Regions from separate parts of the Homo sapiens genome. Here region 2 is linked to region 1. The links are chromatin loops, found by intact Hi-C in ENCODE. Cell type or tissue: K562. All regions are shown on one strand.

Region 1 (2,500 bases):
TGTTTCTCCATGTCTGAAAAATAATTGTGCTGGATATAATATTCTAGGTTGGATGTTTCTTTTCCTCAGCACTTTGACTATGTCATCCCACAAGCCTGTAAAGTTTCTGCTAAGAAATCTGTTGCCAGATGTATTAGAGCTCCTTTATGTTACTTGTTTCTTTTCTCTTGCTGCTTTTAAGATCCTTTCTTTATCCTTGATCATTGAGAGTTTTATTATTATATGTCTTGAAGTAGTCTTATTTGGGTTGAATCTGCTCGGCATTCTTTGATTTTTTTGTACCTAGATATTCATATCTTTCTCTAGGTTTGGAAAGTTGTCTGTTATCATTTCCTTGAATAAACATTCTATCCCAATTTTTCTCTCTCTCTCTCTACATCCCCTTTAAGGCTAGTAACTCTTAAATTTGCTCTTTTGAGGCTATTTTCTAGATCTTGTAGGCATGCTTCATTCTTTTTTCTTTTTAGTTTTTTCCTTTTTCTCCTCTGTGTATTTTCATATAGCCTGTCTTCACAAATTCTTTATTTTGCTTGATCAAGTCTGCTATTGAGAGACTCCAGTGCATTTTTCAGTTTATCAATTGAATTTTCTATCTCCAAGATTTTTTAAAAGAAATTTTCATATTTTATTGATAAAATAATACGTAGTCACAAATATTGGGGGAAGAAATGTAGCCATACACTTCTTTGTCTTAGTAATCTATATTTTAGCCAGCTCCAGAATTTCCATTTGATTTAAAAAATTTCAATCTCTTTGTTAAATTTATCTGATAGAATTCTGAATTTCTTCACTGTTGTCTTGAAGTTCATTGAAGTTCATCAAGGCAGCTATTTTGAATTCCCTGTCTGATTAGTCATATATCTTCAACACTCCAGGATCGGTCAATGGTGCCTTATTCAGTCCATTCAGTGAGGCCATGTTTTCCTGGATGTTCTTGATAATTGTGGATATTCGTCCATGTCTGGGCCTTGAAGATTTAGGTATTTATTCCCATCTTTATAGTCCAGGCTTGTTTGTCCCTGTCCTTGAGAAGGTTTTCCAAGAATTCAAAGGGGATTGAGTTTTGTGGCCTAAGCCTGTGGTTACTGCAGCCATCTCAGCACTTGGGGGTGCCCTAAGCCCAGGAACACTGAAACTCTTACAGACTCTTAGGTACACAGCCTTGGTGTATCTAAGACTTGGGAAGATAGGGGAGAATTCCCTGGGTTACCAGGCAAAGTCTCTTTCTCTCTTCCCTCTCTTTCCCAAATCAGAAGGCATCTCTCTCCAGGCTTGGCTAACTGGAGCTGGGGGAGGAGTGATGCAGACACTCTACTGGCCACAGCTGGCATTACACTGGGTCATACCTGAAGCCCATGGCCTTCCAGACCAGCTCTGTATTGGGGCTCACCAAGGCCTGCAGCCACTACTGCCTGGTTATGCCTGCAGCTAATGTTTATTCAAGGCCCAAGGCCACATTAGTCAGCAGATGGTGAATCCTGCCAGGACCAAGTCCGTACCAACCGGGCAGTGGATTCCCTTCTGACCCAGGATGGGCCTAGAAACACTATCCAGGAACAAAGCCTGGAATCGGGGGCTTCGGGAATCTGTTTGATGTTTTATCGTATTGTGGCTAAGCTGATACCCAAGTTGCAAGACAAAGTCCTCTGTGCTCTTCTCTCTTCTTTCCCCAAGCAGAAGGAATCTCTCCCCAAGCATCAGTACCTGAAGTTTGGGAAGGAGTGACATACATACTCCTGTGGCTGCCACAGCTAGTGTTAAACTGTGTTGCACCCTAAGTCCACTGCCTCCAAGACCAGGACAGCACTAGACCTTGCCCAAGGACTTGCTAACAGAGGAAAAAAAATCTGTGAAATATTTCAGAGTGGAATATTTTGAGCCAATATGAGTGATCATGGTCTTGGGAACAGTCTTAAGAGGTTCTGAGGAAGTATGCCTGAAGCAGGTAGGTTATAGTTTGGTTTTATACATTTCCAGGAGAAAAGAGTTACAGGCGAAGACATAAATCGATACATGGAAAGTATATATTGATTCAGCCCAAAAAAGCAGGACATCTCCAAGCAGGGACTTAGTAGTTATAGGTGGGTCTTAAGGATTCTTCAGTTGACAATTGGTTGAGAGGGTTAAGCTATTGTCTAAAGGCTTAAAGTCAATAGTAAGTAATGCTTGAGTTAAAGGAGGTTGTGGGGTCCAAGGTTCTTGTTACGTTGATGAATCCTCATAGGTAGCAGCCCTCCGAGAGAATCAATGGCAAACGTCTGTCTCTTTGCAGACCTTTGAGATGTCAGACTCTCAGTTCAACTCTGCCAGAACTGGGAAAAGCCTAGAAAGGGAAGGCCTGGTTGCATTAATGGAGATTATCTACAGATGCAAATCTCACTCACAAAAGATAGCTTTGCAGGGCCATTTCAAAATATGTCAAATAAATATATTTTGAGGTAAAATATTTTTATTCCCTACAGGGTCTGCTATCTGTCATGTGATGCTATATCAGAGTCAG
Region 2 (2,500 bases), 74 kb after region 1:
TTTAAAGAATAAAGTTGTATAAATTAATTGAAAGTCAAAAGGGATTCAGCGTTCTAAATATTTATTTATTTGATTTTGTCTTAAAGGTTAACAGCTTTTGCTTTAAGAGTACTTGGACAAGTAAATAAATACGTAGAGCAGAACCAAAATTCAATTTGTAATTCTTTATTGTGGCTAGTTGAGAATTATCAATTAGATAATGGATCTTTCAAGGAAAATTCACAGTATCAACCAATAAAATTACAGGTAAGGAAACCAAATGCACAAATTAGCAATAGTTTTATTTAGTTTGAGTTTTATTCTCATCTGATTATGGGAGGATGAAGAAGAAGAAGAAAAAAATGTAATTCTGCAAGAAATTCCTTTGTGAACAAGCAAAATATACAAAGGTCTTTCCCATAATATCTGAAGTGAAGCGATCTTCAGACAGTTCACTAGAGATCAGAGAAGTGATATCTTAGACCTCTCGTTTAACGGGGTGGAGGTAGATGGGCAAGTGAAAGCACTCAAGCGAGATAGACCCAGGGCTTATTGAGAAATGGGAAGCAGGAAGGGAAAGAGTGGGAGATAAGGCTTAAAACACAGAGTAGAGGCCAGGTGCGGTGGCTCACGCCTGTAATTGCAGCACTTTGGGAGGCCAAGGCGGGCGGATCATGAGGTCAGGAGTTCAAAACCAGCCTGGTCAATATGGTGAAACCCCGTCTCTACTAAAAATACAAAAATTAGCCGTGCGTGGTAGTGCACGCCTGTAGTACCAGCTACTCAGAAGGCTGAGGCCGGAGGATGGCTTGAACCCGGGAGGCGGAGGTTGCAGTGAGCCAAGATCAAGCCATTGCACTCCAGCTTGGGTGACAGAGTGAGACTCCATCTCAAACAAACAAACAAAAAACAGAGTAGAATCAGGTCATTTCGCCTTAAAGACACCATTTCACTCCCCTTTTAAAACATTGCTTCTTTTTAGGGTACCTTGCCTGTTGAAGCCCGAGAGAACAGCTTATATCTTACAGCCTTTACTGTGATTGGAATTAGAAAGGCTTTCGATATATGCCCCCTGGTGGTAAGTAAGAGTTTTCTTTCTCTCACACCCATCATCTATTTCTGTACTATATACTGGAGGGGCCACCAATCAGAAGACCTTTTGTTTCAAAAGCTTCTTTTCCTTCTTTCCAATAACTTGAAAATAACTTAAACTCCAGAATTGAAAGATTTCAGAACAATGATAGATATTAGAGACCACCTAGTCCAACCTACTCATCGGCAGTTGAGAAAGCTGAGGACTAAGTAAGGTGAATTCAGTTTCCCAGTGTCACAGGCTAATAAATTGTAGAGCTGGGTCTAAAACTGATAGCTGGGACTGGGATGGAAGAATGATCCAGTGCCCCCAGCTTCTCTGTCTTATCTTTGCTAAATCCTGCTTTATATGTTACTGTTATCCTATAGTGAAAGCATTCTGTATCATGCAAGTACTGAGGATACACAACAGCAAATGTGTATCCTCCAAATCCTTCCAAACAACATTTGCTTGGAAACGGGAGAAAAGTGATGAGCCACCTAAGTAAATCAACATAGAAGATTTCCAAGGTTGAGATGGAAAATCTCAAGTGGATTTGCAAAACTGGAAGCACAAAACAAAACCATTTGTTTTCAGTTTGTTTCAGAAGCTTAACAAGACAAAATAATCAATGAAGACTAGTTCCCAGGCACCTAGTGGCCACATGGGTGAGAGATGCATGTGGAGCTGGGAGAGGAGGCAGGCAGGATGTTAGCAGCATCGCAGCAGGCTTTCTGCTGGCCCACTTGCCCAACACAACCATTTTGGTGGCGTCAGGACTAGTGATCGGGACTATTTACCCAGGCATTCTTAGGATCTAAAAGTACTGTGGCAGTTAGGGTTTCTTTCTGCTACTTATTGTTTTATTTATTTATTTTTTTAAGTGTAACTCCTTTTGAACCTGTGTGCCTGTTGCAACTACGCTGAGAGGGAACAATAAAAGTTGTGTCTATGGGCCGGGTGCAGTGGCTCACGCCTGTAATCCCAGCACTTGGGAGGCCGAGGCGGGCGGATCACAAGGTCAGGAGATTGAGACCATCCTGGCGAACACGGTGAAACCCCGTCTCTACCAAAAATACAAAAAAAAAAAATTAGCCGGGCGTGGTGGCGGGGCGCCTGTAGTCCCAGCTACTCCGGAGGCTGAGGCAGGAGAATGGCGTGAACCTGGGAGGCGGAGCTTGCAGTGAGCCGAGATCGCAGCACTGCACTCCAGCCTGGGCGACAGAGCGAGACTCCGTCTCAAAAAAAAAGAAAAAAAAAGAAATTGTGTCTATGCTCGGTGCCTTTTCTTCCTGGAGGCTAGGTCTGACGGTGTACTCAGAAACTAAAGGCACAAAACCTCTAAAAGGAAAGTGAGAATTCAGAGGCAAAAAGCTTAACCTGATTTGGACAACCTCATTGTCCCTTCCAAGATTATGCTCTGCTCCTTCTCTCGGAGGGATTTGCTTC

What was found. Peaks named below come from ENCODE experiments on the same cell type or tissue, not always from the same donor. Only the 100,000 strongest peaks of a DNase experiment are listed, where the experiment ranks them.
Region 2: it touches region 1 in a loop (11-fold over the local background); 74 of 110 quality-filtered maps call a loop at or near these places.

The regions. Positions count from the first base shown.
Region 1 is chr9:121,054,655-121,057,154 of GRCh38, reverse strand. All of the region lies in intron 2 of LOC124902261 (a long non-coding RNA gene), which reads right to left. It also overlaps a transcript of C5 not described here. Among named protein-coding and RNA genes, the nearest start is that of C5, 5.6 kb to the right of the region's middle. In K562, no CTCF peak of the experiment used is centred here; a DNase peak (open chromatin) is centred at 1,314.
Region 2 is chr9:120,980,401-120,982,900 of GRCh38, reverse strand. It overlaps C5 (complement C5), which reads left to right. Exons shown (of 41, transcript NM_001735.3): 26 at 87-246; 27 at 962-1,057. Among named protein-coding and RNA genes, the nearest start is that of C5-OT1, 29 kb to the right of the region's middle. In K562, a CTCF peak has its summit at 1,057 (motif pointing left); a DNase peak (open chromatin) is centred at 1,070; H3K4me3 peaks cover 237 bases.